Regions from separate parts of the Homo sapiens genome. Here region 1 is linked to region 2. Evidence: read pairs that join two places in POLR2A ChIA-PET (ENCODE). Cell type or tissue: OCI-LY7. All regions are shown on one strand. Links, peaks and the distances in the headings refer to the core of each region. The heading gives the core; the rest is flanking DNA.

Region 1 (8,343 bases), core at 210-8,209, 110 kb before region 2:
ATGGGCAAAAACTGGAAGCATTCCCTTTGAAAACTGGCACAAGACAGGGATGCCCTCTCTCACCACTCCTATTCCACATAGTGTTGGAAGTTCTGGCCAGGGCAATCAGGCAGGAGAAAGAAATAAAGGGTATTCAATTAGGAAAAGAGGAAGTCAAATTGGCCCTGTTTGCAGATGACATGATTGTATATTTAGAAAACCCCATTGTCTCAGCCCAAAATCTCCTTAAGCTGATAAGCAACTTCAGCAAAGTCTCAGGATACAAAATCAATGTGCAAAAATCACAAGCATTCCCATACAACAATAACAGACAAACAGAGAGCCAAATCATGAGTGAACTCCCATTCACAATTGCTTCAAAGAGAATAAAATACCTAGGAATCCAACTTACAAGGGATGTGAAGGACTTGTTCAAGGAGAATTACAAACCACTGCTCAACGAAATAAAAGAGGACACAAACAAATGGAAGAACATTCCATGCTCATGGGTAGGAAGAATCAGTATCATGAAAATGGCCATACTGCCCAAGGTAATTTATAGATTCAATGCCATCCCCATCAAGCTACCAATGACTTTCTTCACAGAATTGGAAAAAACGACTTTCAAGTTCATATGGAACCAAAAAAGAGCCCACATCACCAAGTCAATCCTAAGCCAAAAGAACAAAGCTGGAGGCATCATGCTACTTGACTTCAAACTATACTACAAGGGTACGGTAACCAAAACAGTATGGTACTGGTACCAAAACAGAGATATAGACCAATGGAACAGAACAGAGCCCTCAGAAATAATACCACACATCTACAACCATCTGATCTTTGACAAACCTGAGAAAAACAAGAAATGGGGAAAGGATTCCCTATTTAATAAATGGTGCTGGGAAAACTGGCCATATGTAGAAAGCTGAAACTGGATCCCTTCCTTACACCTTATACAAAATTTAATTCAAGATGGATTAAAGACTTAAATGTCAGATCTGAAACCATAAAAACCCTAGAAGAAAACCTAGGCAATACCATTCAGGACATAGGCATGGGCAAGGACTTCATGTCTAAAACACCAAAAGCAATGGCAACAAAAGCCAAAATTGACAAATGGGATCTAATTAAACTAAAGAGCTTCTGCACAGCAAAAGAAATTACCATCAGAGTGAACAGGCAACCTACAGAATGGGAGAAAATTTTTGCAATCTATCCATCTCACAAAGGGCTGACATCTAGAATTTATTAAGAACTTAAACAAATTTACAAGAAAAAATCAAACAACCCCATCAAAAAGTGGGCAAAGGATATGAACAGACACTTCTCAAAAGAAGACATTTATGCAGCCAACAGACACTTGAAAAAATGCTCATCATCACTGGTCATCAGAGAAATGCAAATCAAAACCACAATGAGATACCATCTCATACCAGTTAGAATGGCGATCATTAAAAAGTCAGGAAACAACAGGTGCTGGAGAGGATGTGGAGAAATAGGAACACTTTTACACTGTTGGTGGGACTGTAAACTAGTTCAGCCATTGTGGAAGACAGTGTGGCGATTCCTCAAGGATCTAGAACTAGAAATACCATTTGACCCAGCCATCCCATTAGTGGGCATATACCCAAAGGAGTATAAATCATGCTGCTATAAAGACACATGCACATGTATGTTTATTGCAGCACTATTCACAATAGCAAAGACTTGGAACCAACCCAAATGTCCATCAATGATAGATTGGATTAAGAAAACGTGGCACATATACACCATGGAATACTATGCAGCCATAAAAAAGGATGAGTTCATGTCCTTTGTAGGGACATGGATGAAGCTGGAAACCATCATTCTCAGCAAACTATCGCAAGGACAAAAAACCAAACACTGCATGCTCTCAATAATAGGTGGGAATTGAACAATAAGAACACTTGGATACAGGGTGGGGAACACCACACACCGGGGCCTGTCGTGGGGTGGGGGGAGTGGGGAGGGATACCATTAGGAGATATACCTAATGTAAATGACGAGTTAATGGGTGCAGCACACCAACATGGCACGTGTATACATATGTAACAAACCTGCATATTGTGCACATGTACCCTAGAACTTAAAGTATAATAATAAAAGAAATCCGATTCTAAAATAATTACTGCGTTTATATGTGCATTCATCTGTTTTACAGTGGAGAAACATTTCACTGTATAAACATAATACAATGAATGCTAACATTTTTGTATTCATTCATTCAACAAATAATTACTAAACACCTATTATAAGATAGTATAGTCCTCAAGACTGTGGGGGATTTTTATTTTATTTGTAGAGAAAAGGGGCTTGCTCTGTCTCCCAGGCTGGAGTGCAGTGGAAGGATCATAGTTCACTGCAGCCTTGAACTTCTAGGCTCAAGTGATCCTCCGGTCTCAGCTTCCCTAGTAGCTGGAACTATAGACATGTGCCACCACTCTCAGCTAATTTTTCTGTTTTTTTGTAGAGACAGGGTCTCACTATGTTGCCCAGGCTGGTCTGAAACTCCTGGCCTCAAGCCATTCTCCTACCTCAGCCACCCAAAGTGCTAGGATTACAGGCATGAGCCACCACACCCAGCTGGATTTTTAAAATATTAAAGACACATCCTCGACCACTTGGAAGTATGTGAGATACTTTAAGAAAGTTACTAAAGTTCTAAATAAATAAATGTGCTAAAAGCTCAGGAGAGACCACACCTGACTGTGAAGAGGAAAGGCTTTATACACCCCTAAGGGCTTTGGACGGTAGAAGCATTCGCAAGAGTGAAGGGGTGGGTCTCCAGAGGCACAGGGAGTGGCCTAACTGGAGCACTGGGGTGTGAAAAGACACTGCATAGAGGGGTATGGAGAAGCCCAATTTGCCTCAAGTCCAGGACTTGACTTGAAAAAAAATCAGAGCAGTGAAAAATACAGATAAAAAAGAAGCAGAGCTGTGCATGGTGGCTTATGCCTGTAATCCCAACACTTTGGGAGGCTGAGGCAGGCTGATCACCTGAGGTAGGGAATTCGAGACCAGCCTGACCAACATGGAGAAACCCTGTCTCTACTAAAAATACAAAATTAGCTGGGTGTGGTGGTGCATGCCTGTAATCCCAGATACTCAGGAGGCTGAGGCAGGAGAATCGCTTGAACCTGGGAGGCAGAAGTTGTGGTGAGCCAAGATCGTGCCATTGCACTCCAGACTGGGGCAACAAGAGCAAAACACCATCTCAAAAAAAAAAAAAAAAAAAAAAAAAAAAAGGCCGGGCACAGTGGCTCATGCCTGTAATCCCAGCACTTTGGGAGGCCGAGGTAGGTGGATCATGAGGTCAAGAGATCAAGACCATCCTGGCCAACATGGTGAATTCCCGTCTGTACTAAAAATACAAAAAATTAGCCAGGCATGGTGGCAAACACCTGTAATCCCAGCTACTTGGGAGGCTGAGGCAGGAGAATCACTTGAACCCGGGAGGCAGAGGTTCCAGTGAGCCGAGATCGTGCCATTGCACTCCAGCCTGGGCAAAAAGAGCAAAACTCTTGTCTCATACACACACACACACACACACACACACACACACACACACACACACACAAAAAGAAGCAGAAGTTAACAACTTCTGAATGCTGGAGTAAGTTCACTTATTAAAATTAAAAATTAATAGTATCCTAATAGCATCTTTTACTCTCTAATCAAGGTTAGTCCCCTGAGTCTATCCTTACCCTTAAACACACAATCACATAGCATTTATATCTACTTTTTGTTTTCTTTATTCAAATAATGCTCTCACCTCTATTTTTAAGTGGCTAAAATCAGCATTTTTAATGCAAATATTAAAGTAAGCACCATAACATTATATAAAACAGTTTAAATGAAGAATTGAATTAGAATGTTATATTCTAATTTTTTCTATGAAAAGGATCGTTAGTTTTGCAAAAAGAATTTAAAAATCAAAAGGCAGACTTAACAAAAAGAGAAGCCCATTCACCCCTAGGTTCTTTGACTTCTTTTTATCAGATGATTATACCATCTGCCTTTAGCAAAAAACCTTCAAAATTTGCACCTTAAAATACTCTAACAAAGTGGTAACATAGGGAAAACTGCCAACATTTTTAATCAGACATCAAGTGATGGTATATGTATGTGGGGTATGTGGTCTCAAGTGTTTATTTTCTTTAGGAGCAAAGAAATGTAATAATTGTTTCCATAATAAGAAAAATATGAAATCATTTCACTGGGATAAGGGTGGAGTATACTATCTTTAATGTAATTTACATGTTTAAACTCTACATACATAAAAACAAATATTTCATAAGAATCTCTAGAATTCCCTAAAGTAAACTATGATTTCTTTTTTTTTTTTTTTTGAGACAGAGTTTCTGTCACCCAGGCTGGAGTGCAGTGGTGTGAACTCGGCTCACTTCAACCTCTGCCCTCCGGGTTCAAGTGATTCTCCTGCCAGCCTCCTGAGTAGCTAGAATTACAGGCATGAGCCACTGTGCCCAGCTATTTTTTTATAAAATAATATACCACCAATATTTTCTCATACACGGTATTAAGTGATAGTACTCTGGTTACTTTAAGGTGTCACTTCTGGTATATTTATCAAAAGGAGACAGAAATCCAATAGCTGGCAATGACACAGCAACAGTTACTGAAAAGAACTGTTAATATTATCTGAAAGATTAAAATTACATCTTGCTCCTTTAATTTTCAACTCATCTGAAAAATGAGGGCCTGAAAAGTACTGTGTTTATCACCACACTAAACCTGGCCACAAGGCACCCTATATTCACACTTCATGTTCCTGTAACTATTTACACATTGTCTATAAAAAGTTCCTTGTTTCACCTGAAAAGCAACACAGACTAGCATTCATATCTACTGAAAGCCATCATGACCTATGTAATTGTGCAGCATGAACAAAGAGGCCTTTATAAAGCCAAAGGCAAAGCTCTTAGTAACAACCTGTTTCAGCTGAGACAAGCTGACCTCCGCTTCTGAAATTATACTTAATCATTCACCAAAATAGCTGCATATAATAAACCACTTAAAGCAGCTTTTTAAAAAAAAGGTAAAGGGGGTTGGGTGCAGTGGCTCACACCTGTAATCCTGGCACTTTGGGAGGCTGAAGAGGAAGGATCACTTGAGCTCAGGTAGTTGAGACGGCAGTGAGCCATGATAGTGCCACTGCATTCCAGCATAGGCAACAGAGTGAGACCCTGTCTCCCCCAGCAAAAAAAAAAAAAAAAAGGGAAAAGAAGGTAGGGGCTAATTTTCTATGAATTCCCTTTTACACTTAATTCACTTTCAATGCTTGTACTTTCAAATGTTTCAATGTTTTTAAAAATGAAGTCTTAAGTCTTGATTCTGGCAGATAGTTCTAGAATTAGCACTAGTCCAATTTCAGAGGTGTTTATTGCAACCATTAAGAAACCATTCTATTTTCATTTAAGTCAAAAATACTTTAAAAGTTAACTTAAAACTTTGACAGTTTGCTTGAATGTTGTTCTCACATGTACCAGGAAGGATCTCAAGGTGTTAATATCCCAAAAGAGTATTCACAGGTTGTCAATAAGAATCCCTACTGTGCTGGATCATTAGTTCTCAACATTATATGTATTACCATCCACCTCTAAAGTCTCCTCTGCATAGCACAGAGTTTACTTTTTTCCAATGAAAGAAACTTCAAAATTAAAGAGATATCATTACTCTTAAGCAATCATGATATCCAGACACCACCATCTTAAGTGGTAAGTAAGATCCCACTTACCACCACAGGTTAACATGAAGGGATCTTTCCCAGAGACTAAAGAGCTGGGGCAATTTATTGGCAAACTTTTGAGAACCATATACTTCAAGACTATACTCATTAAATAATTGCTTCCCTGATCTTCAGAATGCAACCTTCCCAACATACTCTTACTGAGCTCTTTGCACATTTAATTGTTACATCAAATTCCTTTGTCTGATAATAGCTCAGTCTTCCTGAGCTCAAACGAATACATCTACCTTCTTTATTTTTAAACTAAAATCTTTTTATAATCATTTTTTAAATGCAAAAAATGGCAAGGAATGGAGAAGACCTCAAAGGTCTTCTCTCAAGCTTCTAACAGCTCATTTCAAATATTTGCTGAGCACCTACTCTGAGCCAGAAACAGTGCTAGTACATAAGGACACAGCCTCTGTTCTTTTTAAAGTAATTAATCAGAAAAGACATTCCCATAAGTAAAAAGATTCCAGTATGTGTCATGTGTAATGATTGACCTATGTGTCAGGAAATAATGAGTTATCCTGAGGGAAACATGCTAAAATGTCACCAGTGATGAGTCTGAGTGATTACTTCCTAAGCTCCTTTATCTTTTCCAGATTTTCTATGATATGTTATAATATGCATTTACTGCTTTTACAGCCTGAATAAAAATCTAAATAACCAAAATAAAATAATAGGAATAGTACTAGTAACATTTATTGACTTTTATTATATACCCTGTGTGCTACATGCTTCACATACATTATCTCACTTAATAGAATCACCCTATTTAAAAAAAGACCATTATCCATATTTTAGAGAGGAGGGAGCCAAAATATGAAATAATTTGCTGGAAATGTCTTTTCAGCTAGAATTTTTACTTATTTCCTCAGAAATAAGCAGGTGTTGAGACAAAAACAATCAGCTGTGTAAACAGAAAGAGTTGGAAATAGGTGTCATTTGTTGGATGTATAACCATAAGCAAGCAACTTAATCTCAGCGAGCCTCAGTTTCTCCTACTGTATTGTATTGTAAATGATTTAGTAGGCCCTAACTCATTTAGGGTTCTCAAGAGTAAATGATATTATGTATTAAAAAATAAAGAATTCTGTCTGGCAAATAACTGACAACAGAATGCTAGTATCAGTATCTTCATCAGTATAGTCAGCCAAAAAACTTGGGCAAATTATTTAACATCTCTGGGTTCAGTTTCTCTACCTGTAAACTGGGGATAAAAATACCTACACCATGCAGTAACTATGAGAATTACATGAGATAATACACAGTACAGTGCCTGGCATGTGATACAACAGTCAAAACAGCTATTGTAATTCTCCACAAGCCAAACAAAATGGGGCTGGCTAAATAAGGTACAGTACATGCATATGATGAAATACTTTGCTGTTGAATATGTAAGGACATGATAAAAATATCGACAATGTATAGCTGTTTAAAAATTATGTAGAGTAAAATTCTTGTTTTAAAAATATATGAATATACATTACAAAATATAAGAAAAGTAACAATAATACATTCCAAGATCTACAATTTGTGGATCTTTTTTTTTTAACTAACCCAGTTAAAAAAAAATTAAACAATTCTCACTGTTACCACCACCACTGTATGAAGCAAGACATTAAAACAACAATTTTGGCTGGGCGCAGTGGCTCATGCCTGTAATCCCAGCACTTTGGGAGGCCGAGGTGGGTGGATCACGAGGTCAGGAGATCAAGACCATCCTGGCTAACACAGTGAAACCCTGTCTCTACTAAAAATACAAAAAATTAGCAGGGCATGGTGGCGGGCGCCTGTAGTCCCAGCTACTTGGGAGGCTGAGGTGGGAGAATGGCATAAACCCGGGAGGCAGAGCTTGCAGTGAGCCGAGATCGCGCCACTGCACTCGAGCCTGGGCGAGAGTGAGACTCCATCTCAAAAAAAAAAAACAAAAACAATTTTAAAATTTCCATATCAATGTATTCAGACAAGCAGGAGTATCATGCCCACATACCCCATTCCATTCCATTCCATTATCACCAGGATTCTCTAACATATATATATTCTTCTCTGAACATTAAAAAAAGGGATTCACTTTCAAACTTCAAAGTAAGAGAAAAGGAGGCTATTTTGTTTCTAAGACATACATTTTTATTTCCCACAATTCCAGGCTTTCACATTTTGTATTGTTTAATACAGAAAAATTATTCTGACTAAAAATAGGAATACAACAACATTTCCACAAGGGCAAATTCACCCCAAAAGACTGAGAATTCTAATTCTTAAAGGGAATAAAAATTAATGCCACACGCAGTGGCTCACACCTGTAATCCCAAAATTCTGGGAGGCTGACGCAGGTGGATCATGAGGTCAGGAGTTCGAGACCAGCCTGGCCAGCATGGTGAAACCCCATCTCTACTAAAAATATAAAAAATTAGCCGGGCATGGTGGCGTGCACCTGTAGTCCCAGCTACTCAGGAGGCTGAGGCAGGAGAATTGCTTGAACCTGGCAGGCGGAGCTTGCAGTGAGTTGAGATCACACCGATGCACTCCAGCCTGGGAAACAGAGTGAGACTCTGTCTCAAAAAAAAATTAATTTTTAAAATGAATATTTC
Region 2 (8,343 bases), core at 296-8,295:
ACAAGACGACTGCAATTTATAACCCTCCAATCACTGAGGCACAAAAAACTTGGTGACAACAGAAAATAATACAGGGAGAAGCAAAAAGTAATAAAGAGAATTATTATTTCCATTTATTCAGTGGAGATATCAGGACCACAATGAATGGCTAGACATTTTTTCCAGATTGAAGCCAAAAGTAAGAGATTTTTGATGCTTAGCGAGCTAAAATAATTAAGCTCTTCAGCTACATTTTTTAATGGACCAATATGTTATCTCCACTTTTAACTAGGATGAAAACACTAATAATTTCACTAAGATATCTCATTTCCATAAACAGCAAAAACAAACTGGGGGTGGGTGGAGCTGAAGTACAAAATAACTTTTACAATAAAATTATTTCTTAGAAATAAACCATAAAGGCAACCTGTAGAAAAGATTCACATTATAGTTCTTTAACCAGTTTATGATTCTAGAAAAAAGAAAATAAATATCAGGCATGTATTTATTCCCCCAACAAGTATTTATGAAATCTACTATATGCCATTTACTGGGTATACAAAAATAAAGATAAATAAGATATGATCCTTGTCCCAAAGTGGTTCAACATCTAAAAAGAAACAATGTAAACAGATAATTACAAAACAATGTAAATAAACAAGTCAACCAAAAGATGACAGAATGAATAGAGAGGGGTAAATACCTGTGAGAACCTGAAAAAACTTCATAAGGAAGTAACATGTTACTTATTTCTAAAGAAATAGCCCACATCTGTTTTTTTCCAAGGAGAGAGAACATGAAAGGAAAGGGGGTGGGGGATATTCTGGGAAGAATAAGCAAAGGTGACCCTAAAAGTTAAAATCACTGAGAAACAGGTAGAATAGGAATTTAATGAAAACAAACCTTTTCCCTAACATTAGGGATACAGGATCTACCATCAGAACACCTGCATTCAAGTTGTAGTTGAACATCATTTACTAACTGTATTTTCTTAGATAAGTCAACCTCTATAACTTTCCATTTCATCTTTCATCTTGAAGTTGTACCAAGTAAGAATTTACTTGGTAAACTACAAAATGCTTTGAAAGTTTTACAGAATCCTGATATACTAATACATAAAAGTTAATAATTAGATACTAAAATTTCAAGATCAAAATATTAGCCTAATATTTCATAGTGAATTTATATCAAATATATGAATTCAAATGCCAATTTTTTTATGGCCTAAAAAATGTCACAAAAGTAAATACCTTTTAAATATGTAAAAGATATATGTTCCTATTAGGTGCTGTAGCAAACATCTAATTGCCACCACATGATGCATACAATCCATATAATACCAAACAAGCCTACAACGTCCCTCGAATCAACAAGTGACAAAAGTTTAATAAAACTAGCTTTATGCTTAACTGGTCTCCCCAGTGGCAAATTAAAGCAGCAATTGTACATCTGTGTCTCTGTTCCTCTCATCGTGGTTTAACTGACAGGAAGCACAGAGTAAGATATGGCACACAAATGTCAAGTATTTCCTGCCTTCTCTGTTACATCTTTATGTCTTGTTTTATAAATAGTCCAATAGTTTGTGTGAAAATATATGAAAGTACAGTAGCACAAACATATAAATGGTGAAGAGTGTTTATGCAAACAGAGCCAATAAAAAAGTATTTTGGTCTTGGGATCTAAGATTCAATATGCACGCAAAGACTCATTTATAGTCTTTTGAAGAAGTATTCTTAGGAGCAAACACCACACAAATTAAGATTTGAAAACCACAATGACTGAGTAAAAAACCAAGTGTCTAAACAACAGAACAGGCCCTCAAACTATTTTACCCAACTGTTTACATAAGTAACACTTGACCACCTTGATATGTGACCCTCCCCCCAACCTCTGCTATACCTATCCAAAAAAAAAAAAAAAAAAAACCTACCACAAAAAAAAAACAACCTTTAAGCAACTGACTATCAACAAAGCAGGACTGATAACTTGCATCTTTGATCTTTGGTCATTTTTACCATGGCTTCTTATCAGCACTCTCCTGTACTACAATTTATATCCCCCAACCAAACTATCTCTACTCCCTTCTCACTTCCTGTATATCCCAAACTTGGCTCATGTTATTTACTCATATATATTCAACTATATACAACCAAATAGAACTCTGTTCTCCATAGGTGAATCCTGCCTGCTTCAAGTCATGTTAACCAACCTTCCAGTTAATTATAACTAAGGTGTGCTCACCTTTCACCATGCCAAGCTGCCTCCCAAACTAATAATCAATCCTTAAGAATGAATTCAATTCATTACTCATATGATTCATATTCTGTATCATAAACTTGGGCAAAATGCAGCTATCTTATCCATTCATATTGGTCAATATTTACCTAGGCTATAATAAGCATAAGTTGCCACAATTACAATTCCACCAGAGTTTAGTGCTATTCCATTCTAGGTCAATGTCCAAAACCACTCTTCATATTTTACTTCACAGAAGTCCATCTTCAGCTTCCTGTGACCTCTCTTTCCTAAAGAGAACTTAACATATACCTAATAATCAGCTGTAAGCATGGTAGTAGGCTCCTGAAGTAACATTTCTTAAATGAATGGCTTTGAAAAACGATTTCATTTTTACCCAGTATTTTTCAACCAGAAGGATCTTGCTCATTCTTTATAGGAGTCTAAGAATTATTAGTGCCTTCCTAGCATATCTTTAGTATATCTCTGCTCTCACTTGTAAATGTATTGGCTAAATTGTCCCCAATATCTAGGGAATAAGGAGTAAGTGTTCCCCAAACCATGAAGGAAGAATGAAGGAAGAAGAACATCACCCATTTCCTTACACATTAGCTCCCCTCCCCTATCCTCTGGCTCTGATGCTTAGTGAAATAACCCTAACTGGGGGGCAGGATGGGGAGTGAGTTGGGGAGTCTCAGAGCAGCTGCAGAGAACCTAGTGTCCATCACCTACCCAACAATCAAACACAGTTAACGATGTGTAACTGTTCTGTTCTACCAAGGGCAGATAAGTATTACATCTTCCTTTCAGTTTATTCTTAAGACTAACAGGTTGTAAATTATCCTATAACAATATGCAAGTTTTTCTCTGATCTACAGATCAAAGGATCAGGCACGATGTCTAGTTTGCAACGTTCATACCATGAAAACATTTTGAATAAAATAATTTACACAATATACCTTATGTCTAAATACAAACTTTTTAAGTTGCCCTTCAAACTAAAACACATGTAACATTAATTCGAATTAATTATTCAAACTTAAATCTAAAATCTTAATGGTATTTTTCCTTATAATTTAGTACATACGTACATTTTGTATAGTATATTTTAAAACTTTATGTACATAGCATGCTGTATATATTCTTCCAGCATACTTTACCCAAGTTTATCTAAAACATAAAATTTTGAATAAACACAATGGCTATTTGGAAAGGAACTTTAAACATCAAACCCTCCTTAGAACTTGGTGCTTAGGAAAATATTAAACCTTACTCAAGACAAGTCATGATTATTATTAGGCTTCCACTATAACAGAGAAATATCTCGGATGCACAAAGCATCCTATCTTCAATGATGCCGCTCACAAAAAGTGTTCCTCCCTGCTGCAGAGTACAGATAATACACCTCAGAAACGCCCTGTGTGGAGGTCTTAGCAGGAAGCCCAAGGGGCTCAACTCAACAGTATCCTTCTAACCTGCTTATAACTCATTTCTTTAATTCAGTCTGAAGTTAAATAATATGCAGCAACTGAAAGCTCTTTCAATTAAGAAGAACACAACGGGAAAATGTAAATCAGAAAATGCCTAAATATAAATTGAGTCTACTGGAGGAACTTCATTTGAAGGCACATTCCACATATTATTATTAAGTATCAAAAAATGATTGATACCACTGCCAATTCCTTTTGCTGTAAAAATAAGGTTGCTATACAAACATCCCTTAGCCTACTGGAGAAGCCAGTAACTGCCCCCTCCTGCTATTCAACTTCCCTTTTCTTAATCACAAAGGCATCAACTAAATGGAAGCACTGAGACTCAGAACCAACGCCTTCACTTTCTTTGACGAATGTTGATTTCCTCATTAGAGAGGTGCCAAAAACAGAAAAATACTGTGTTATAAGCTTGTATTTAACATAAACTTTAATAAAAGTATATTTCTTCCATATAACATTTATTTAATCAACCCCTAATTTTTAGACATTTGTATTATTTCTAATGCTGCATTATTCACAGCGATTCACAAAATGTAATCCTCAGACCCACAAAGGATCCAGAGACCCTTTCAGGGGGCTCCTGAGATCACAACTCTTTTCATAATAATGGCAAGGTATTATTTGGCTTTTCCACTGTGTTGACACTTGCCCTGATGATGCAAAAGCAAAGCAGGATGAAACTGCGAGTGCCTCTGCCCTGACCAAGGCTGCACCCTCAAGCCATGAGTCTACTCCTTACCACTGGGCACTCACATTTTAAAAAGGCGACTTCACTTAAGAATGTCTTTGAAGAAGAGTAAAAACTATTTTCTTGAATCTCAACCATTAAATACATATGTTTTTAATATTCTGAGTGATAAAATTGGAGGTACAAATAAAGTACTACTTCTGGCATAAACAGAAATAGCATTGTTGTCTTGAGAAAAAGCATTTATGCTATTATTCTTCGACCTGTGAGCCAAACTAGCTGCTGCTTTCATGAAATGTAATTTTTACTTAAAAGAACTAATTATTATTCAGAATTGGATATCTGGCAGAAATTTTTCCAAAAATTAATAAAGCATGCCCATCACTTCAAGGAAAACAACTAACAGCAATTGTCACCAATTATAAAATGCAAGCTTTCAACTGAAAATCAGAATTTTGGAAAACTTGTATGTATCTACCGCTTTGACTCTGTTGGCTTCTCAATACACTTAAAAGGCTTTTCTGATGAGACTGGTGTGATTTTGATACTATGTCAACATTTGCAATACCCAAATGACTCACGCATGATGTTACAAAATCTTGCTTAGGTTAAAAAAAAAAAAATCAATCCATTCAAAGTACAAGACAGACCTATGGATTTTAATGTTACAGGGGACAAAAAGTTCATTCATAGGTTTTCAGAATCTCATTGTTCTAACTTTTAAAAAACTAGCATTTGTTGATGAGCTTTGGTGTAGTATCAAAGAATATCCACAATTATCTGAAGTGGCCATTAAAATACATCTACTTTTTGTGACTAGACATCTGTGTGAGGCTGAATTTTCTTCATATTCTTCAACAAAAGCAACATATTCCAACAGATTTCATGCAAAAGCAAATATGAGAATATAGCTGTCTTCTGTGAAGTCAAAGCTAAAAGATTTACACTCTTCTCAGTACAGCTTTTGTTTTGGGAAACATATTTGTCTTTTTTGCACTTTTTTTTTTAAAAAAAACAGGGTCCTGCTATGTTGCCTGGGTTGGACTTGAACTCCTGGGCTCAAGCAATCCTCCTGCCTCAGGTTCTCAAGTAGCTGGACTATAGGCTTGGGTCACCATACCTGGCTCAAACTTGTCCTTTATAAAAATAATTATGTTAAAATGTAATGGGCGTATTATTTTTAAATAAATATATTAATATTTTTCAAGTTTGTTTTAATTTCTAACATTGGTTAATATTGGTAAATGTAACCCACATGAACCAAAGCTCTTTGGGAGCCTCAATTTTAATAGTATAAAGACGATGCAAAGATCATAAAGCTTGAAAAAAAAAAGTATAAGGTTTGAGAACTGCTACACAATCACAACGAACGATTCAAATATCCTTACAACTGAATCTTTGGTCCCATCCTTAAATTTTCTTTAGGATACCTACACCAAGAACTGAAAGGCACATAGACTTTCAAAGCATTTGATATCATAATGCCAACTGCCCTGCAGAAGATTTTTTCAGTTTATACTGTTAGCAACAGAATACCTGCATGGACATTTAACATCATTTGCAACAACCCACAATGCTTGAACTACTGCCAATATGATGGATAAAAACACAGGGGGGCTATTTGACTTTAATTTGCATTCCTTTGCTAGAAAGTTTAATATATTTTAATTTTAAATGTAATACTTTAATATACTTCCCAATTTTAAAGAATTGGTTATTCTTCGTGGAAAGGGCTAGGAGACACAAGTAAATAAATGGTAAAGGTGACAGTCTATGATTTTTCTCATTGGGAAAAAAAACTTCGAATTAATGTTTTTACTCTAGTTCTGGTTTAGAAAGCTTGCATTTTTTTAAACTTCAATTTAATAATGTAAAACTCTAAGAATGATATTTAAATTACTAGTTGCAATAGTGCAGCAGTTCTCAAACTTTTTGGTGTCAAGATCCCTTTATATTCTTAAAATGTATTGAGGACCACAAAGAGCCTTTGTTTTCCTAGGTCATATTTATCAATATATGTTTTTTACTTACAGGATATTATTACTTATTATATGCCCTTTAAAGGAGTCTTTTCTCAGAATAGCATATTGAAAAAAAAAAAAACTCCCTGGGATTTTTTTTTTCCTTGATTAAAAATAATGCTGTTAAATATACATGCTTTGGGCCAAGCATGGTGGCTCATGCCTGTAATCCCAATATTTTGGGAGGCCAAGATAAGAGGATCGATTGAGCCCAGGAGTTTAAGACCAGCCTGGACAACATAGCCAGACCGCATACCCACCAATAAAAAAATAAAATAAAAAAGAAAGAAAGAAAGGAAAAAAAAAAAAAACACAGAAAAGAAATTTGCACGTCATAGTGGTATGCACTTGTAATTCTACATGGGAGGCTGAGGTGGAGGATTGCTTGAGCCCAGGAGTTTGAGGCTGCAGCAAGCTATGATTGTACCACTGTACTCTAGCCTAGGCGAGAGGGCTACACCCCTATCTCCCCCCCACCCCCCCAAAAAAATACATATAGGTATGAGGTGTATGTGTGTGTGTGTGTGTGCACACTTTCCTTGCCTTAGATCACATGTAGCACATCGAAAACTAATCTAGTTTATCTATGTTTCTCTAATCTTTATATAATTATAATACATTTTAAATGGAGGTTAATTAGTAAAATATATGCATATAATTTATGAATAGTTTTTATTTTTTGTTCATTGCTATATCCCAACATCAAGAATAATATGTAACAGGCAATAATTGCTGAATGAATCAATAATAATATAGATCAAAAGGTATATAATAAAAATTTAAGAGACCTCTAATTACATGACTTTATAGGAACCCTCAGACAATGAAATCTTATGACTTCTATTTCCATTTGTTCTTTGTCCATGCCACTGCTTATACATACACTATGGGAAGTATTTCAGGAAAGAGAGCCAAGGGATGATGAAAGTAAAAACCTGGGTTAAGATCTATGTTTTCACTTTCTATAGCAGTTTCCACATTTACATTGTTAAATTTTGAAAGCTTTACCTGAAGAATGTATATCTAGTTTATAATGACAACAACAAAAATCACTAAAGATTCAGAAATTGCTACCATTACAGTAAGAATTCTAAGGAAGCTACATGAAACACTGATCAGGAAGCAAGATGAAACACTGAATATACCAGTAAATCTGGTTAGATTCAACAATCTATTAGCTACTTAAAAGTTCATGGATGTTAATACTATACTAATTATTTTATGAATGTTTTTGTTTTGAAATGTGTTTTTGAGAAGTATTTGAATGTGGGATAATTCTGAAGATGAAACCTAACTAAATTACTTCTAGGTAACTAAAGCTCCAATTTGTTAATGGATCTCAACTGGAAATTACTATTTATTCATCTAGAAGTATGCCTAGATCTTCTTAGTTATTTGGGACAGACACACAGTCTTATAACACTTACATCTGAATCTACCCAATCCCTCTTGCTGAAATAGGCAGTTAACTTTTTTTTTGAGACAAGGTCTTACTTTGTTGCCCAGGTTGGAGTATAGTGGCACGAACATGCCTCAGTGAAGCCTTGACCTCCTGGGCTCAAGTGATCCTCCCACCTCAGCTCCCCAAGTGGCTGGGACTACAGTCACTCACCATCATGCCTGGCTTATTTTTGTATTTTTAGTAGAGAAGGGGTTTCATCGTATTTTGCAGGCTGGTCTCAAACTCCTGGGCCCAAGTGATCCACCTGCCTTGGCCTCCCAAAGTGCTGGGATTACAGGCTTGAGCCACCGTGCCTGATCCCATTTTTAACTGATGCAGAGTTTTCATTTTTTTGAAATAGGAGGGTCTCACTATGTTGCCCAGGTCTCAAACTCCTGGGGTCATGCATTCCTTCAACCTCAAGTTCCCAAGTGGCTGGGACTACAGGTGCATCTCAGTGCCCCTGGCTCTGATGCAAAGTTTATT

The links. ChIA-PET counts read pairs that join two places held together with the same protein. Peaks named below come from ENCODE experiments on the same cell type or tissue, not always from the same donor. Only the 100,000 strongest peaks of a DNase experiment are listed, where the experiment ranks them.
Region 1: POLR2A ChIA-PET joins it to region 2 with 9 read pairs; 4 of 35 experiments call an interaction of 5 or more read pairs at or near these places.

What each region holds. Positions count from the first base shown.
Region 1 is chr13:40,890,992-40,899,334 of GRCh38, forward strand. It overlaps the pseudogene TPTE2P5. Among named protein-coding and RNA genes, the nearest start is that of MIR621, 84 kb to the left of the region's middle. In OCI-LY7, for the core only: no CTCF peak of the experiment used is centred there; no DNase peak of the experiment used is centred there.
Region 2 is chr13:41,003,567-41,011,909 of GRCh38, forward strand. The region is part of intron 1 of ELF1 (E74 like ETS transcription factor 1); the gene reads right to left. Among named protein-coding and RNA genes, the nearest start is that of ELF1, 12 kb to the right of the region's middle. In OCI-LY7, for the core only: CTCF peaks have their summits at 3,914 and 4,138; DNase peaks (open chromatin) are centred at 1,445, 1,765, 2,925, 3,985 and 2 weaker places; H3K4me3 peaks cover 7,380 bases; H3K27ac peaks cover 7,772 bases.